Linked DNA regions of Homo sapiens: all the other regions are linked to region 4. A link is a loop called in an ENCODE intact Hi-C map of the cell type or tissue named here. Cell type or tissue: B cell. All regions are shown on one strand. Region 1 overlaps STRBP (spermatid perinuclear RNA binding protein). Region 2 overlaps STRBP (spermatid perinuclear RNA binding protein). Region 3 has its middle 13 kb from the start of CRB2. Region 4 overlaps STRBP (spermatid perinuclear RNA binding protein).

Evidence for each region. Hi-C counts contacts between places; a loop is a spot of excess contacts. Peaks named below come from ENCODE experiments on the same cell type or tissue, not always from the same donor. Only the 100,000 strongest peaks of a DNase experiment are listed, where the experiment ranks them.
Region 1: a loop joins it to region 4, with 5 times the contacts of the local background. A loop is called at or near these places in 4 of 110 quality-filtered maps.
Region 2: a loop joins it to region 4, with 4 times the contacts of the local background. A loop is called at or near these places in 4 of 110 quality-filtered maps.
Region 3: it touches region 4 in a loop (8-fold over the local background); 4 of 110 quality-filtered maps call a loop at or near these places.

What each region holds. Positions count from the first base shown.
Region 1 is chr9:123,222,782-123,227,781 of GRCh38, reverse strand. All of the region lies in intron 2 of STRBP (spermatid perinuclear RNA binding protein), which reads left to right. Among named protein-coding and RNA genes, the nearest start is that of STRBP, 43 kb to the left of the region's middle. In B cell, a CTCF peak has its summit at 2,102 (motif pointing right); a DNase peak (open chromatin) is centred at 2,221; H3K27ac peaks cover 3,620 bases.
Region 2 is chr9:123,232,238-123,237,237 of GRCh38, reverse strand. It overlaps STRBP (spermatid perinuclear RNA binding protein), which reads left to right. Exons shown (of 19, transcript NM_018387.5): 2 at 272-408. Among named protein-coding and RNA genes, the nearest start is that of STRBP, 34 kb to the left of the region's middle. RefSeq lists an enhancer at 3,264-3,343. In B cell, no CTCF peak of the experiment used is centred here; DNase peaks (open chromatin) are centred at 2,227, 2,577 and 2,937; H3K4me3 peaks cover 1,663 bases; H3K27ac peaks cover 3,870 bases.
Region 3 is chr9:123,340,815-123,345,814 of GRCh38, reverse strand. No RefSeq gene overlaps it. Among named protein-coding and RNA genes, the nearest start is that of CRB2, 13 kb to the left of the region's middle. RefSeq lists an enhancer at 2,064-2,123. In B cell, no CTCF peak of the experiment used is centred here; DNase peaks (open chromatin) are centred at 1,554 and 2,244; H3K4me3 peaks cover 624 bases; H3K27ac peaks cover 4,690 bases.
Region 4 is chr9:123,172,419-123,177,418 of GRCh38, reverse strand. It overlaps STRBP (spermatid perinuclear RNA binding protein), which reads left to right. Exons shown (of 19, transcript NM_018387.5): 5 at 3,577-3,742. Among named protein-coding and RNA genes, the nearest start is that of MIR600HG, 59 kb to the right of the region's middle. RefSeq lists enhancers at 1,134-1,193, 1,914-2,625. In B cell, no CTCF peak of the experiment used is centred here; DNase peaks (open chromatin) are centred at 1,368 and 2,368; H3K4me3 peaks cover 2,299 bases; H3K27ac peaks cover 5,000 bases.

The DNA of each region.
Region 1 (5,000 bases), 50 kb before region 4:
ACCAGCCTGGCCAACATGGTGAAACCTTGTCTCTACTAAAAATACAAAAATTAGCCAGGTGTGGGGTGCATACCTGTAATCCCAGCTACTTGGGAGGCTGAGGCTCAAGAACAGCTTGAACCTGGGAGGCGGAGGTTGCAGTGAGCCAAGATTGCACCACTGCACTCCAGCCTGAGCGACAGAGTGAGACTCTATCTCAAAAAAAAAAAAAAAAGAAAAAAAAAAAAAGAGAAAACAATAAATATGTCAGATCATATGCATTTTCTGCTCAAAACCCTGCATTGCCTCCCTGTTTCACTCAGTAACAGCCAAACTAGGCCCTACTTCATCTGACCCTGTTACCTCTCTGACCACATCTGTTGTTGTTATCCTTTGGCTTACTGCATTCACCTCCTTGCTCTTCTTCAAACAGGTGTGTGTTAGACTCAGGGCCTTTGCACTTGATGTTCTTTCTGTTGGAAATGTTCTTTACCATTTTCAGATCTCCTCAAAGCTCACCATATTCAGTAAGCTTACCCTGGTTACCTTTAATTATGTAACTTGCTCCTCCTACATTCTGGATTCTCCTCTTTTAAATTTTTGCATAACATTTAACATTGATTGAGTACATTATTGACTTATGTTTATGATTGCCGTGGTTTGAATGCGTCTCCCAAAAAGCATGTGTTGGAAACTTAATCCCCGCAGCAACTTGGGGAGGTGAGACCTAGTAGGAGGTGTTTAGATCATGAGGAATTTACTCTCACGAATGGATTAATGCTGATTATAAAAGAACTTGAGGCTGTGAATTAGATCTCTTTCTCTCGCTCATGTGATGCCTTCCACCATGTTATGACGTGGCAAGAAAGCTCTCACCAGATGTGGCCCCTTAGTCTTGGATTTCCAAGACTCTAGAACCATGAGCCAAATATATTTTTATTCATTATAAATTACCAAATCTGTGGTATTCTGTTATAATAGCATAAAATGGACTGAGACAGTGATACATTGCTCTTCCTCCCCACCCCGCCACCCCCTCACTCCCCAACACCGCTAAGCTGAAGCTCCATGAGGGCAGGGATTTCTGTTTTGTTTACAGATGTAACCTAAAGTGTCACAGTGCGTGGCACATAGTAACCATTCAAGATATATTTGTGGAATAAGTAAATGGATGGCTGTATGGCAGAGGTGGGGGTCTGAGGCAGGCCTTGAAAAATTTTGATTAGGTTTTGGGGAGAAAAGGACAACTTAGTTTCCCTTATCTTTCCCAATCTTCTCTTTTCTGTGCCTTTAGCAAGATCTCTTTAACCTTCAAGGCATGGCATCTGAATTAGAACCTGAGTTTGAATCTGCTTAGTATATATGTGACCTTGAGGAAGATTTCTGGCCATTCTTGAGTCCCTTTTAATAATAAAAAAGTCATTTTTATTGACGTATACTTTGAATATAGTAAAATACATTTTTTTTGAATATACGGTTCTATGAATTTTGACAGACTTAGTCATGTAACCACCATCAAGATATATCCATTACTACAAAACGTTCCTTTCAGTGCCATGTAGTCAGTTCCCTCTCTTCACCTCCTGCTCCTGGAAACCATTGATCTGATTTCTTAAGTGTGACTCATTTTTAGTCAAACCTCTTTCATTTAGCCTCTGTGCTTTCGAGATGCATCTGTGTAATTGCATGTATCAGGAGTGCATTTCTTTTTATTGCCCAGAAGTATTCCAGTGTATGGATTTACCACAGTTTATTCATTTACCAGTTGATGGATTTTGGGGTTATTTCTAGTTTTTGGCCATTATGAGTAAATTTGCTATAAACATTTTCATTTCTGTTGGGCAAATACCTTGGGTGTGGGAGCGCTGGATTGTATGATAAGTGAATTTAACTTTATAAAAAACCACCAAACTGTTTTTCAAAGTTATTAGCTTTTTTTCACATTTATCAAATGGGGTAATAGTCAAGACTTTTAGTTGTGAGCAACAGAAATTGAGTCTGGGAAAGGAACTTATGAACAGGGTGTTAGGTGGCTCACAGAATCTCTTGGAGGGCTGGAGAAATAGGCTGAGAAGTTAGCATCCAGGAACAAGATTCTAGGCACAGACGAGGTTGAATCGCCAATACCATCAGGGGGTGCTAGACACTGTAGGTAGAATTACTGTCTCTGGAAACTGGATGAAGCTGCTGTGCTTGCTGCTTTCACTTGCCAGAATAGATTTTCTGAGGACCCAGCTTCTTTGAGTCATTTGCTTTTGAATCACCATCTGGAGGTAGGCGCTGCCTCATAAGGTGGGGGATTCCCCAAACATAGGAAAGAGGATTCAGATGTGGGGCTGAAAAAGGAAATAACACGTGTATACCACAACCTCCAGAGGTGGCTGTGATTAGATAGAATAATTTCCATGGTGTCTAGGAACTTACTAGAATATAAATGCTAGTTTACTTTTCTGTTTTCCTTTTTCCCCATCTGTCTTTTGTAAGTAAAATTTTTGTTAAAGTGTAAAACAAACTACATAAATCATAAGTGTGTATAGCTTGATGAATTTTCTTGAAGTGAATTCATCCTTATAACCGGTACCCAGAAGAAATAGAACGTTGCCAGCACCCAGAAACTTCTCCCGTGTCCTCATCTTCATCACTGCACACTCCCCACTCCACCACTGAATCACTGGTTTTGACTAGTTTTGCCTGTTTTCAAACTTTATGTAATCAAAATTGTGTGTGTATGGTTTCTTTCTTTCAGCATTTCTTTCAATATTTGTGGACTTCATTTTTTGTTGATTTCATATTGTTTCATTGTGTGAGTATAACACTATCCATTGTACTATTGATGGACACATAGGCTATTTCCAGTTTTTGACTAATGCAAGTAAGTACTGCTATGAACATATTTGCACGTCCTCTGGTTTAAATATATATGTTTCTCTAGGTATGTAACATGGAGTGAAACTAATGGGTCATGGGTTCTGTGTATGTTCAGCTTTAGGAGAGTCTGCTGAAAAGTTTTAAGTATCTTTTTTTCACTTTCCACTACTACCAGCAGTACATGTAAGTTCCAATTGGTCACTTCTTTTTGACATCTTCCTCTGTTTTCAATAGGACTTTGTACCCCAGTATAGTACTTGTTTGAGTCTACCTAATCAGTTACAAGTATCTCTTTCCTATAATGTTATTAACTCTTTGAGGTGGGATTTCTTGTTTTGTCTTTCTCCTCTTAGTATCGAGTACAGGCCTAGAACACGTAGTAAATGCTCCGTGAAAGTTGCGTGAAAAGATGAATCGTGAGTATGTCTGTGGGTGGGAATTATCTTGGCATTTTTTAGAACAGAGAACTCACTGGTCTGACTGGAATTAGAAGTGATGGGAACAATGGGTGATAGGATTGAATTAAGTCAGGTGAAATCTGATTCAGGAGGTAATAGGTAGCCCTGTTTAGTTCCTGAACTGCGAGAGAGTTAATGAAAGCTGTTTTGTTCTGTGAGTGAAGAATTGTGTTTTTGTTACAGGTGTGTCCAGCTGTTAGGAAATAGTTACAAAAAAGATTTGGGCCCATGATTGGAGACAAGATTAGACAAGGCATGAGTGGGTGTGAATTTGGTTAGCTTAATCTCTTAGTTTTTAGTTTCTTTATAAAATGGGGCTCCACCTTGTAAAGATTAGAGCTAATATATAAATATGAGTAGATGTTTTCTTTTTTATTCACTGTGTATTTTGTTTTGTGGCATTTGAATTTTGTGGAACTCGGAATTTTGAAACATGTTGTGAAGTGTAATTCTGCCAGTGTAAATCCATGTGGAATTTTTCTAACTATAGCATCTCTGGAGCACCTTGCGTACTCTTCTTTGCTTCTACTTTGTTGCTCTACTCTAGCACCTTTGGTTCTGCCTGTGTCAGAAGTAAAAAATAAACCATTAATAAAGTGGCTTCTTGCCTCTGAGAGCTTATCCCGCAAAGAAATGTTGAACTGTTCCCTGTAATTTCTGTTAATTATAAAGCACATATATGAATATAAATAAATACTAAGAATCAAGATTTTTAGTGGAAGAGGAAAAAAATCCAAGAGGTTCATAAAAAAAAATTGTAACGTTGAATTGGAATTATCTATATGAACTCATGCTTTTGTGTTTCTTTTTTCCAATTTTGCTTCACATTTAATAATAATGTTTTGAGCTCATAATGTCTAGATATTACCTGATTGTTGAACATTAGTATGAAGAGATCTCCCTGAAACAGTGGTACTATATTATTATTTTAAAAACTAATGTATTTCTTTAACTGGAGAGTTTTAGATTGACATAAAAATTGAGCATGTAATACAAAAAGTTTTCATATCATTCTATCCCCTCACTCCCACCTCATAATTCCACCTATTTTTAACATCTTACATTACTGTTGGCACGTTTGCTAAAATTAATGAGCAAATATTGATATGTTATTATTTAAAGTATAATTTGCATAATGTTCATTCTGTTATACAGTTCTGTGAATTTTGAAATATTTATAATGTTATGGTTACCATTATGGTCTCATAAAGAATACTTTCATGCTTTAAAAATCCCGTTTCCACTTATTAACCTCTGTCCTCTTTCTCCAGAAATCTTGGCAACTATTGATATTTTTATTGTCTTTAGTTCTGCCCTTTCTGGAATGTCATATAGTTGGAATAATATATTACATAGCTTTTTTTAGATGAGCTCATTTTTATCTATCTATCTATCTATCTATCTATCTATCTATCTATCTATCTATCATCTATCTATCTGAGCTTCCTTCATGTCTTTTTTATGCTTTGATGGTGAACTCCATTAAATCACTGAATAATATTGCTATCATTTGCCTTTTTTTTTTGGTATTCACCTCGAAAGACATCTTTTTTGCTTCCAGTTCTGATGATTATAAATAAAGCTGTCATAAACGTTCCTGTGCAGGTCAACTGGGTAAATACTTAAGCACAATTTTTGGATCATATTGTAAAAGTAGATTGTGATTCCTAAAATTTGGTAGATTTCATAAGAGAA
Region 2 (5,000 bases), 60 kb before region 4:
TAACACTGTAGATTTCAGTAGGAATGTTAGAATAGCTCACTGCTGTGGTTTGCAAAGTATTATTACACACATTCAACTCTTGCTTTTTTGTTGTTGTTATTGAGATGGAGTCTGGCTCTGTTGCCCAGGCTGGAGTGCAGAGGCTCAATCTCGGCTCTGTACTACAACCTCTGCCTCCTGGGTTCAAGTGATTCTCCTGCCTCAGCCTCCCGAGTAGCTGGAATTACAGGTGTGCGCCACCACGCCCAGCTAATTTTTGTATTTTTAGTAGAGACGGGGTTTTGCCATGTTGACCTGGCTGGTCTCGAACTCCTGAACGCAAGTGATCCGCCTGCCTCAGCCTCCCAAGGTGCTGGGATTACAGGCACGAGCCACTGTGCCTGGCCTCAACTGTTGCTTCTTATAAAGGTAAGTAGATAAAGTAAGTGATGGTATTCCCTTCGTAAAGGAGAAAATCGAGACATAGGTGGTTAAACATTGAATGAAACCAGCTAGAAAGTTGAAGAGCTGGGACTTAAATCCAGACATCATGGCTCCAGAGTCAGTGAAGTTTGTATGACACACTTTTTTTTTTTTTTTTAGAAAATCCTATTCAATTTTTATATTTACTGTGGTCACTACTCTTGTATCCTTTCTTAGGGTGTCTAATATCACCAATGTCCAATATACTATGCTGGCAAATTACTATCATTTGATGAGAATTATTGATAATTTGATGTCATTTTGAAGATTCAGAAAGTACGTTAAGAACTTGTATTGCCTCACTGTCATCATGATGTTCACAAATGACGCCATGTTTTAGATATGTCAGTTTATGTAATACCGGGTAGCAGAGATTTTACTCTCTTTAAAAATTATACTTTTATAGACTTGCTTACGGTAAAGTGACATGTAAAATGAGCAAATGAAATAGAAATAAAATAGGAAATAAAAATAGAAATTAAATATTGGGGCACTTAATGTTTTTTTCTTAGTAAGTAGCATGTATTGTGAAATACAGTGTTCATATAATTTCACCAATAATTTTGCTGTACTATGTGATAAAACCACTTTATACTATATGGTACTCAAGAAATTGGGAACATTTTCTACTTTAGAGCAGCTGGAGGAGTCCTTTCTCCTTGCTGACACTAGAAGGTAAGGTACCATTCCTCAGTATTTTGAGTATTTTTGTATTCAAAGTGTGTTGAAATGTTCTTGCTAGTGCATGTTAAGTTGTAGAGTTTGTGGTAATCTGATTTAGAGATTGGAAGCTGTGGACTATGACACATATTAAGTATTTGTGCAGATGGATTATTAATCAGAAAGTAAGATGGAGCCTTTTACACATTCCTATTTTAATAGAACAGGTAGCAAACTCATTCTGGTGTTCTTATTTTTGATTATTTTTCTTGGAAGTTTATTTTGCTGAGCGCTCTATTCCTAAATCATTTCAGAAGTGACTTTAGTATAGCTGAATTTTAATAGATAGAAATAACATGACTTCAATTTAATTTTCCATAGACTACCCTTTAGACATTCTTTACAGCTTCAGTTTTGCTATGAAAGGGAAGAGATCAGACAAAGAGTGCCATTCTTTTTGCATGTGGTTAATGACCAACCAATAGCTCTCTGGGATAACTTTTTTTTTTTTTTTTTTTTTTTTTTTTTTTTGCTGAACTTGTCTCTTCATCCAGATTCTACTTAGATTTTCAGTTGTCTTTGGGATAACTTTTTTTTTTTTTTTTTTCCTGAAGTTGCTCTTAGTTCATACAGATTTTAATTAGATTTTCAGTTGTCTGACAATCACAATAGAAATAAAAGTGGTTGTATCATAAATTCAGTGAAGTCTAACTGGGACTAGCATTCTTTCAGTGGTTTTGCAAGGATACAGTTATCTGTATCTCTGTAATCCATTATTTTAACATACACATATTGATTTATTTGCAAAATGAAAAAAAAAAACCTAAATTAAAAAAGGCTTATCCTTCAACTTCTGTAGCTTTGTGTTACCTACTTTTTAGAAAAGTTACATGCAAAATTTTGGCCTTCTACCACAGACAAGGAATGCTGGCAAGTGTGTTGTTAAAATTCTGTCATTGCCTCTTTATTTGCCTAAATTGATGGAAAAACACTTTCAGGTCATTTTAGTGAAGTTCAGTTTCAGTGGTTACATAAGGTATGTCATTTGAATACTGGTTGTAATGTGTTTCCGGTGTTCACTTGTATTTATAACCTGAATACCCAGTACCCCCCCCCCCCAAAAAAAAAGCCAGTTGAACAGATACAAAAAAAATTTTTTTAAACTTTTTTTTTATTTTTTGAGATGGAGTCTGTGTTGCCCAGGCTCAGCTGACTGCGACCTCTGCCTCCCAGGTTCAAGCGAGTCTCCTGCCTTGGCCTCCCAAGTAGCTGGGATAACAGGTGTGCACCCCCATGCCTGGCTAATTTTTGTATTTTTAGTAGAGGTAGGGTTTTACCATCTTGGCCAGGCTGGTCTTGAACTCCTGACCTCAAGTGATCTGCTTCCCTCAACTTCCCAATGTGCTGGGATTACAGGCATCAGCCACCTCGCTCGGCCTGAACAAATACAAAATGTTTATGCTGAGACTAGGCACTTTATATACTATTACTTTTGAAAAAACAAAACAAAACAGGATTTAAGACTACCAACTAGGATGGGAAGAACACTAGATTTTTAGTGATAAGTCCAGGTTTTGAGTCTGAGCCTTGCTACAAAGTTACTTGGTGGTCTTGGGCAGGATATTTTATCTCTTTGGGTCTTAGTTTTCTTTTTGGGAAGTAAGGATCCTGTACAGTATTAGTCTTTTTGACCAGTTTTAACAGTCTGTGATTCTCAGTTTTTTCTGTCTTGTGAAGAGAAACTTAACAGTATTAAAGTTGCCAGCTCTTTTTTTTTTTTGTCTTCTGAATAGTCTTGGTAACAGAAAACTGGTTTGAATTAGCCTATCTAATTTTAATGTTTTCCAAAACTAGTTTTAAAGGAGACATGAAATTAGAAGTATTTAGTTTTACTTCTTTTTTTTTTTTTTTTTTTGACACGGCGTCTCGCTCTGTCGCCCAGGCTGGAGTGCAGTGGTGTGATCTCTGCTCACCACAAACTCTGCCTCCCGGGTTCATGCCATTCTCCTGCCTCAGCCTCCTGAGTAGCTGGGACTACAGGCGCCCGCCACCACGCCTGGCTAATTTTTTTGTATTTTTAATAGAGACGGGATTTCACCGTATTAGCCAGGATGGTCTCAATCTCCTGACCTCGTGATCTGCCCGCCTTGGCCTCCCAAAGTGCTGGTATTACAGGCGTGAGCCACCGCGCCCGGCCTAGTTTTACATTTTAATTGTGCCTTGCTGTTGTCACTTTAAAAGAAGCATGTGAACTGAAAAGACAAAACACTTTGAAAATGTACTGTGCAATGAAAGGAGAGTCACCTATTATTAAAGTTCTTTGAATTCCCATTTCATGGCAGAGGGCAGTGAAATGAGCTAACATGAGCATGTTTATTTATGTAGACTTTCCCATGTAAATCAATGCAGATGTATTGCTGTTACATTTTTCTCCAAACATTTTATTATGAAAAAGCTTAAACATGCAAAAAGTTGGAAGAGTTGTATAGTGAACCTCCATATATTCTGCAATTAGTGCAGCCTATATTCTGCAATTAACATTATCTTTCATTAACTGTATCTTACATCTATGCATCTATTCACTCCACTATTTAACCTTCATTACATCTTACTTTTTGCTTCATTTCAAAATAAGCTGCAGACATCCTTACAGTTTACCCCTAAACATTTTGACATACATATAATTAGCTGGAGTTTGATACTTGTTAACACTTCTTAAAGTTCAAATTTATATACATAAGCCTGGCATAGGGGCTCAGGCCTGTAACCCTAATGACTCTTGGGAAGCTGATGCGGGAGGATTGTTTGAGGCCAGGGGTTTGAGACTAGCCTGGGCAACGTAGTGAGACCCCCCCATCTCTAAAAAAATAAAGAAATTAGCCAGATGTGGTGGTATGCGCCTGTAGTCCAGCTACTTGGGAAGCTGATGTGAGAGGATCACTTGAGCCCAGGAGTACTAGGCTGCCATGAGCTATGTTCACGCCACTGCACTCCCAGCATAGATGACAAAGCAAGACCCTGTCTTTAAAAAGGAGGAAAAAATTTACATACATAAAAATGTATAACTGTTAGTGTGCCATGGATGACAGTCATTAATTGAGCATCTGGCATTTTTCAGGGTCTTTGCTAGTCTTGCAGATAGAGAGATGAGTAAGACACAGTTTCTGCCTTCATGGTGCTAGTAGGATAAATAGAAGAGATGTCTAAAAACGTAGTGTTTTATTTGGAGCTTTTAGTTGCAAATAAGAATCAGCTGTCTTCTACAGATAATCGGTCTTCCTTACAGAACCTGAGGGCAGGAATTCAGTGGGGCTTTGGGAAGGGCTGGAACCAAGAACCAGAAGGCTCACAGGACTGTTTTTTCCTAACTCTGCCCATTTCGTTCTTTTTCTTCGAAGATGTACTTTTTTCTCTTTTTAGTACAAATGGTAGAACATGGCTGTCCGTAGAGCTTTTATTTTACATCTAACAATTCTCAGCCACATAGACATACCAGTTTTCTCTGTTAATTTCATTCCAAATTCCTGGGAGGTAGAATCTGGCCCCACCCTGGTTCAGCTTGCCTGAGGGCTGAGCTGTTGGAAGCTCACTTTTGTGAATGGAATGAAGTAGGAGGGATGGAAGAGACAATTCCCAGAACAAGTATGGGGCTGTTGTAACCTGGGCTGACACTGAAAATGGTTTATAACTACAATGTGATAAATACTGGTGCAGACAAGAACAGGCTATAGAAATAGATGGAATAGGGGCAGGGTCAGCTTCCTGGAGAAATTGTCGGCTAAGGTTTTTTTGTTTCTTTTTTCTTGAGATGGAGTCTTACTCTGTCACCCAGGCTGGAGTGCAGTGGTGTGATTTCGGCTCACTGCAACCTCCGCCTC
Region 3 (5,000 bases), 170 kb before region 4:
GGCCTCAGGGAGGCCTGGCTTTCATCTGGGGCTGTGGGACATTGAACGATTCACGTCCTTCTCTGAGCCTCAGCTTCCTCAGCTGAGAGAGACCACATGCTCCCTGACCACCTGTCGGGTTTGTTAATAGAATCAAATGTCATGATGAAAGTGGCAATGCTTAGCGGGGACAGGGACATTTTTCTTAAAATAAGAGCCAGGTCTGTGCTAGGCTGTGCATCAGATCTGTGATATGGGAATGTGGTTAACTGCATGGGCCCTGCAGTCAGGGAGTCTTGGCTGGGTTCAGATCCCTGCTTTGCCAGGACTAGCTGTCTGAGCTCCAGCTTGAGCTTCTATTTTCTCATCTCTAATATAGATGCAATAATAATAATATCCAATTTACATGAGTGCTATGAGATAACGCATGTTAAGCTCTTAGAACAGGGCCTGCCGGCCAGGCGCCATGGCTCACGCCTGTAATCCCAGCACTTTGGGAGCCCGAGGCGGGTGGATCACGAGGTCAGGAGATCGAGATCATCCTGGCTAACACGGTCTCTACTAAAAATACAAAAAATTAGCCAGGCGTGGTGGCGGGTGCCTGTAGTCCCAGCTACTCGGAAGGCTGAGGCAACAGCGTGAACCCTGGAGGCAGAGTTTGCAGTGAGCCGAGATTACACCACCGCACTCCAGCCTTGGCGTCAGAGCGAGACTCCGTCTCAAAAAAAAAAAAAAAAAAGAACTGGGCCTGTCACAAAGTACATGCTCAATTAAGCTCCTATTCTATATAGGCTGTCATGTATTCATACAACAAACACTGAGCACTTACTATGAACCAGGCATGATTCTAAGTGCTCTCCAAATTCTAACTCATTCAATCCTTTTAACAACTCTATTATTATCCCCTTTTTGCAACAAAGAAAACTGAGGCACAGAGAGGTCCAGTCACTTATTCAAGGTCACACAGCTGGTAGAAGGCAGACCTGGACTGAAACCCAGGTCTGTGGGACTCTCTGAATCTATCTACAAGGTATGTACTTCCCTTTTATAGTTCAAAATCCTCCTCCCCTCTCCCCAGCAGCAGCCCCTGTTAAATAAATCATCCAGTAACGGTTTCTAATTCCCAGACTTGGTTGCAAATGAATTATTCACATGGTAAGGCCTGCAAACTGCCGGCTGGGCCTCATTACCCAAGAAAGGCTGCCCGCCCGCAAGATGCTGCTCCCTCCCCTGGGCATGGGTCCTGGCAGGTTGGCCAGAGGTGGCCAGAGTTGGTGGGCCCCGCTCCAGTGCCCTGCTCCGGGAACTGGGAAGAGCAGCTCTTTTCCTTTCCCCCGGCCCTTGCTTTCTAATAAGCTCACAGTCTGATGTGGCTGAGAGACCATAAGCTCTGGACTCAGCCAGTCCTGGGTTCCAATCCTGGCTCTGCCCTTAGCAGCTGTGTGACCTTAGGCAGGTGGCCAGCCCTCTCTGAACCTCTGGGGGAGGCTGAGCAGCTGGCCCACACAATGCGGCACAGGGCACCACTTCACACTTCCTCTTCTTCCTCCATTTGCAGGCTGAGGCTTGTGCTGCCCCTCCAGGCCCTGTGCTAGATGCTGGGGACAAAGATCCTGTCCTGTGGGGACATCCAGCGTCTGACTGAAACACTGGTGTGAGCCTGAGCTTTGGGGTGGGTTGTGGGGACTACTCTGTGCTCCAGAGCCCCTCTTCAGGGCCAAGCTGCTGGGACTGCTGTTACCTCACTGGGTTATACCCCATGCCAGGGACAGCCTGTGGCCAGTGCCTGACCCATGTGTGGCTGCAGAGGCACGGCTCCTTCTCAACTAGGAAACCCTAGGGGATCGTCAGCTCCAGGGGTCCTCGTAGGGACCTCAGTTGCAACCTCACGGTGGGTCAGTCTCCTTCTGCCCAGTCAGCCTTGCTCCTTCCTTCCAGGTGGATCTCCCAAGGACATGCCCCAAGAAACACACGTGCAGTCCAGAATCTGTTTCCAGGAACGCAGGCTGAAATACTTGTCACAGACAATCCTGGCATTGAATGAGACCCAACCCAGGTCATCCGCAGACTCATCGTTCCCAGGCAGACTGAACCTCAATACTGCTTACAGACGGAGCCTAGTTTCCACCCCAGTCTAAGCTCAGATCCTAGTCCCAGACTGAGCCCAGGCCTCCCATGGAAAGCAGAGGGCCATTTGAGACAAAATGAAGAGAGGCTGCGTGGGAGGTAGAAGACTGGGGTGTGGCTTACACTGAGAACTGAGCCAGACTCACCCGGTCAGCCAGGAAGTCAGAGTCACGGAATCTCAATTCAGAGAGGTATTTCTAAAAAACACCTAAATGGGTTCCTCTTTATGGAAGAACCAAAATCTACCACGACTGACAAGAAAAATCCTAATAGCTGTGGGCACCAAGCCATGGGATCTACTTCCAGGTCCCTCTGCTTCCTCGGGACAACCCGTAGAGTTCTATTATCACCCATTTCATTTTATTTCAGTGCTTTATTATTGTGTTATATTGTATTTATTTTGAGACAGGGTCTTGCTCTGTCACCCAGGCTGGAGTGCAGTGGTGCAATCACAGCTCACTGCAACTTCTAACTCCCAGGCTCAAGCGACCCTCCTGCCTCAGCCTCCCAAGTATCTGGGACCACAGGCATGTGCCACCACACATCATCAGTTTTATTATTTTTTGTAGAGACACAGTCTCCCTCTGTGGCCCAGGCTGTTCTCAAACTCCTGGGCTCAAGCGATCCTCCCACCTTGGCCTCCCAGAGTGCTAGGATTACAGGCATAAGCCACCACACTCATCCTATATTATGGTGCCTTTTATAGACAAAGTGGCCAAGGCTCAGAGACATGCATGACTTGGCCTCTGGCCCACACTGTATTTCTATAGGATCTAGGCTCAATCAGGGGCTCATCTCCCAAAGGGAGACTCATAAGGAGCATCCAGGCCCCTCTGTCACCTGAACTAGCTAGTCACCAAGTTCCTAAGTCTTGCCCAGGGCAGCAGGGGTGTCAGGGAAGGGTAGTGAGTGGCACATGAATCTGTGCAACTGATCCAGCCCCAAATTCTGGCAGGCCATCATTCCCTTCTGGGTGTCCCAGTTCCTATCATTGGATGCTCAGAGTCATCTCCATAAGGTAGGCACTATTATGCAGACATGGCACAGGTAAGGAAACCGAGTCCCCCAAAAGGGGATCCCACTTGTCTGGGCTCACAGAGCTGAAACTCACCTCTGGAATTTCTGATCCTTGGTCTTCCAGCCTCTGCCGTTCTATATGGAAGAACAAAGGCCACTTCCCCGTGTGCTCCACACCACGGATTCTTCATGCATCTGTCCATCCACCCACACAGCATCTCTGTGACAAGCATCTTCTATGCACCAGGTCTGGGCTGGGTGCTGGGGACTGAGTGGGGAACCAGAGGCAGAGCCTGACCTTGCGGAGTGTTCAGGCTGGCAGGGGAGCCACACAGTCAATAAACGTGCTCACAAGAAATGAATGCATCTCCATGTGCTAAGCACTGGGGAGAAGCAGCCTGGGAGATCATGAGTGGTGTGACAAGGACTGTCTCTCTTGGGAGTGTTCTCTGGATTCCAGGGAACTCGTGGGCAGAAAATCTGCAGAGATGGACCATGTAGGCTTGGCCTCGGGGGACAGAGGCTAAGAGAAAGTGTGAATTATGCCCCAAAGGAGTCAGCTCACTTGCAGAGGCTGCAGCCACCCTACTTGGCTCCTCCAAGGAGATGGGGTCCTGGGGGCTTGGCTGCAGCAGGATATAAGTGAGGAGTTTATTGAAAATCTACCCCAGATTCACTTTGTGAGACGTCCCAGCTGGGGCCTGAAGCCTCCAAGAACTATATTAGAGCTTTAGGAGAAATAACGAGAAAGATTATTTCAGGAAGAGGGAACGGCATGAGCATACGGCTGGAGGTGGAAAACAGTAGGCAGACCCAGAAAGGTGGAGCAAAGAGAGAAAAAGGAGGAGAAACTGGGTCCCGGCCCTCAGAGACTTCACGGCACCCTGGGGAGACCCGGTTCCCACCGTGCACCAATAACAATAATTGCTGCCCTGTTGCAAGCTGACCCAGTGCCCAGAAAGGGTCACACATGATCTCATTGCATCCTCTCTAGATCCAGGAAGATGTTTACTGCCAGGTCCCACTTTGCAGATGGAAAACCAAGGTCAGAGGGGTTAAATCTGTCACCCAAGAGTGCAGCATTAGTAAGTAAAGGGTCAGCCTACAATTCCATGGTGCAGGGCTCCACAGCCCCTGCCCTTAACACTCCCCTATGTGCCCACAAAACAATCGGAGGAAATCTGGAGGTGATGGGCAAGGCCCATGCCAGCTCCACCTGTGGTCTTATCTGTCTCTCCCACTGAGCTGAGAGCTCATTTACCTCCGTCACCGCAGAGCCCCGCGTGACGCTAGGCACAGATCTGGTGCTTAGGAAGTATTGTGAATAACTCATCATCATAAGAACAAACATTTATAATGTGCTCACCATGGGCGGTGTAAACACAACCCTATGAAATCTATACAGTCATTATTCCCATTTCACAGATGGGGTAACGAAGTCGCAGCAAGTAGTGAAGCCGTGATTCACCAGACAGCAAGTAAATAAATTAACAAGCTAATTAACGAGTGAGTGTAATGATGAATGAATGAATGAGAGTAGAGATGAGTAAATAAGTGAGGGGTTGAGGCCGGGCAAAGTGGCTCACGCCTGTAATCCCAGCACTTTGGGAGGCCAAGACGGGTGGATCACCTGAGGTCAGGAGTTCAAGACCAGCCTGACCAACATGGTGAAACCCTGTCTCTACCACATACCAAAAAATTAGCCAGGCGTGGTGCCTGTAATCTCAGCTACTTGGGAGGCTGAGGCAGGAGAATTGCTTGAACCTAGGAGGCGGAGGTTGCAGTGAGCCGAGATTGCACCACTGCACTCCAGCCTGGGCAACAAGAATGAAACTCCATCTCAAAAAATAATAAGTGAGAGGTTGAAGTGGGGATGG
Region 4 (5,000 bases):
AAAAAAAGAATTTCGTTTGGAGAGACAGAGTCTTGCTGCATTGCCGAATTTGGTCTCGAATTCCTGACCTCAAGCTATCCTGCCTTGGCCTCCCAAAGTGCTGGGATTACAGACATGAGCCACCATGCCAGGCCTGGATTTTATACTTCTGTGTGTGGATGCTCTTGGTTGTCTATGTACAGTCTTTCCGTTTTGTGGAACAGTCCCTGGGTGAGCCCTTGCCTATGATCCTTCCCATGTGGTGGAACTCAAGGAGTGCAGAATGAGATTCTATTCTTATATCAGAGGCTGGCATGTATTCCAAGGACAGAGTTGTGTTCTGGTAATAAACATATATTGTGCACCTGGTGAGTGTTAACCACTCTGAAGGACACAGAGATGGGTGGGGGGTAGCTTGTATTTATTAAGCAATTAAGCATTTTCCATTGCCAGGCACGGTTAGGCAGCTTTTACCTATGCTGTCTTAATTTAACTTAATGCTTTACCTTTTTCAAAATGGATTCAAAAGTCAAATAACTTATACAAGGTCCTACAATATGTATTATTAGGAATATTAGAATTCTGTTTTTAATTTTAAATTCACATATAGTAAATTCAAATACATTGGGTTGCTTGCTTTACAATAACTGCTATGTTCCAATTTTTAAATTGAAATTCAGAACTGTTTGAATTAGGAATTGATTTTTTGCTCAATCATGCTGTCTTCTACCTGTGGGCTGATAAGACCAAGTATATCATAATTATGGTTTAGAATTTAATAACTGAGCTAATAACAGCTACTGTTTATTGAGTGCCAACTATTGTACCACATACTTTTCCTACTATCTTGCAGCAAATCTACCAGTCTCTAATATTATTATCTTCCTTTCTCCACTCCTGTTTTACTTGTGAAATTTCCTGTGCTCCAAACTTGCTTATAAAAAAAAGAGTGACTCAGAATCATTAACAAACTTTAACTTGCTTAAGGCTACTTAGTAAATATGTGTGGTTGAACCAGGACTCATATTGAAGTTTCTCTGACTCCAGATCCAGTTTTCTTAGCATCTATTCTTCAGTTTCCTGTGAATAACATGTGAAAGTACAGAGCAGGGAGAGACGATGATGTGCTGGTTCTGGAAATCTGCAAAAGCTCCATGAAGGAGGTAGCACTTGGAATAGGCTCAGAGGATGGATAGGGGTAGGGTTTTGGCATGTGGTGAAAGTGAAAGAAAAAAATAAATCTCAGCACCGATCTAGGTATGAGAAAGTATAGAACTGTTTAAGGAATAATAACTGTTGTTTATTGAGCTGTTAATATCTGTTGGGCTCTGGCCAAAGTTTGTTAACATATATTCTCACTACCACTCTGTGAGAAAGGTATTATTCCTGTTTTACAAATGAGGAAGCAGGCTCAAAAGAAGTCAAGTTATTTGAAATTTGTCCAATGTCACACAGTAAGTAGCAGAGCCAGGATTTGAACCAGGAAGCGATGTCATTTTCTAAATTGCTTTCCAATATGGTAAGTGTCCAAGTGTTCAGTGGGACACCAATGAATTAGTAGGTAGAGTGTTATCCAATCAGCGCCTTTGGAAGATTATTCTGGTTGCTGTATACAGTACTTTGGAGATGACAGAGGTCAGAAAGGCCAGTAAGGAGGAGGTTATTGAGGTGGTCTACGTGAGAGGTAATAAAAGCCTGAAGAAACTGGTTTGCAAGTTTGATGGTGATTATAGAGGGATAATTTATAAACCATTACAATATTAGACTTGGAAGAATGAGAGGACAAGGATACAGAGGAAGAAGAAATCAAAGATGACTGATTCTCTATTGTTAATATCAGACAATTGCCTACACTTGGTCACCTGCTTTAAAATGCTTTTTATTTCTATATTTATACCACCTTTAACATTTTTCATTGATTTAATGTTTATTGAATCTCTATAAGTGTGCCAGGCACTGAACCCATGGCTGGATTATTTATCTTCCTTTCTAGTTTCCACTGCCACAATTTGTTTCTCTTCCTTCTCCCTTTCCATTTTATTCTCAACTCTGCTGATTCTTGCCCAACTCTGCTGATTCTTTGCTTATAGCTAGAATGACTGTTTCCCATCTAGGTAGATCAAGATTCTGCTGAAGTCAGACTTTCAGTTTGCCTTGCTTGACATCTCTAATTTTGACCTCTCCCTTTTCTGAACTTGGGAAGCAATCATATAATGTAAGGGACCTGAATGTTGTGGTCAAAACAACTTAGGTTTGAATTTAGGCTTTGCCATTTTACTTTCTTGGTGAACTTGAACAATTAACTTTTCTGAGGCTCACATTTCTTGTCTTGCAAATGGAGGCTTGTGGTGAGATTTAAATGAGAATATGTGACACCTGTTTGTGCTCAGATGTTACTTTCTCTTCCCCTTTTAAATAGGGCACTTAAACTGTTACTGCTTTTGTTGCTTAACTACAGAGTAAGCCTCAGGAGCAGGAGAGACTGTAACTCCTGTAAATATGTTTGCCATACCCAAACACTTGCTTATTTGTTGAAAGACGGTTAAACTTAGTTACTATTTTCATTTGTGATTAAGGGAAATGAACCAATAAGAAACTTTTAGAATTAAAATCAAGGATAGATGAGCACCTTTCTTATGCACCATTTATGACTTGATTTCTTTGAGTGTTTGCTCTTTTAGCTACTCCTGGATTTGGAATGCATATGCTGGCAGTTTATCTTTCCTTCCTTAGCTCTATACTTTTATCACATTTTTCTGCTTTCCCCATAAGCTGATATAGAAAGGGAGGCACTTTAGAATGATATAGTTGGGAGGAACTTTAGCTCATCTAGCCAATAGTCATTTTACTGTTGTGGATACTGAGTCAGCAGGCACTACGAGTAGAATCCAGGTCTTTTAGATTTCTGTGCTGATGTTCTTTCCCAATATACAGTGGTATTCATGTTCCTCACAAATTGCCTAATTACTACTAACACAGAAGGAAGTTTATTTTTATTTTTTGAGACAGGGTCTCATTCTGTCACCCACGCTGGAGTGCAGTGGTGCAAACATGGTTCAGTGCAGCCTCAACCTCCTGGGCTCAAACAATCCTCTCTCCATTGCTTCTTGAATAGCTGGCACTACAGGTGCATGCCACTACACCTGGCTAATTGTTTTACATTTTTTGTGGCAACAGGGTGTTACTGTGTTGCCCAGGTTGGTCTTGAACTACTGGGCTCAAATGATCCTCCTGCCTTGACCTCCCAAAGTGTTGGGATTACAGGCATGAGCCACTGCACCTGGCCAGAAGGAAATTTAAAAGAACAATTTGAAAAAATATTTAAGAGAATACAGTATTTTTGAGTTTTCTTAAGCAATATAAATGTAGTAAAGAATTACAAGATCTGTAGTATGAAATACGTTCCCCATTGACTCCTTGAGGGAAGATAGATACTTTATAAGCCTCAAATCTGAGGCTTAATTTTGTGGATACTTGGATGTCTGGATTTACATACTCCCTTATCAGTTTGTAAGAGTATTCAGGAAGCCAAGTGATGATTAAGTTATAGTTTGGGAAATAGGTTGTGAAAGTAATCATGCAGACTTTTATTTTTAGGGATCAAGGTGGTCGGACATTGTGTGGTGTAATGAGGATTGGCCTGGTTGCAAAAGGCTTGCTGATTAAAGATGATATGGACTTGGAGCTGGTTTTAATGTGCAAAGACAAACCCACAGAGACCCTGTTAAATACAGTCAAAGATAATCTTCCTATTCAGATTCAGGTGAGTACAGTTTAACTGCACCTCTAGGCGAATTTGTAAAAAGGTGAAATAGGTAGTGACTTTGAAAAAATTATTAACCAGAATTGCTAATAGCTAATAGGATAGACACAGACAAAATGAGTACTGCTACTCTGGGTCAATGACTAATTCATCACAGTTAAAGCAAACTTCTGGTGATTTGTACTCAGGATATATTTACCAAATTAAGATGGCCATTAAGGTACCATCTTAAACTTTTCCGTTGTATCTTGCTGAGAATCTTCATTTTTTCCAGGCTAGGTCTCACCATTATAAAGTTCTTGGAAGGGTTGGTATACTGCAGAAAAGAATTGGAAGATTGAAAACAGCCTAGATACTTTCTAGCGACTAAGAGACTTTCTTATCAACGAGAGACTTTCATAGATAGTAATTTTTAAAACTGAAGACTCAGTTAATTTGCCACCTCTTTGTTCTGTTAATGGAAATTACTGTTTATTTCTTGTCTCCAAACCTTTTTTACACTGGGATGCATTTAGAAAAATATGATGCTGGCATGTTCCCTGGAGGATGCTGCTGAAGGCTGAAGGCTCCTCAGGGATGAAGGTAACCATTCTGGGGTTCTGGTCATTCTAGGACCTGCCCTGCCAGCCTACCCCAAGGACTCATTGCATCACTGATTGGGAGTCTGTGATCATCTTCAGTTTCAGATGCATATTGTCTGTGGTCCAATTAAATTACAGCTTTTGATAATTTTATATTAGTTTGTCTTCATATCAATGCCACAGAAATAGATGTTGGCCTCTAAGTCCAAACTTGTGAATTGTTGAATGCTCCCCACCACCACTCACTTTTTAAAATTTAGTTTCTTTTATTTGTATATCTTTTAAAAGGGGTCTTTTTTTCAAGATGTATGAATTCTAAGTTTGTTTTTCTTAGCTTTGTTACTAGATCATTTTCTTTCATATTCACTAGCTGACCCTCAAAACCATCTCTGATTTTTTAGTACCATTCTTGACACTCAGATTTATTTTACTGATTGGCACATTCTCCTGTATTAATTTTGGGGGCACTATGTTATCATTTTGTCTTAATATATGGTTTTTAAAGTGACAGAACATACTTGGCTTTTCCACTTTCAATTTTGATGGAGAAATGTTTTCTGGTCTTTTATAGGGTTGAATCTATTTACCTTTCCCTCCCTTTTAAAAAAATCCTTTTGTGATCATTTGGAGGAAGGAGAGTGGAACATAGCTTTATGTATTAAACATGCAATAAAGCT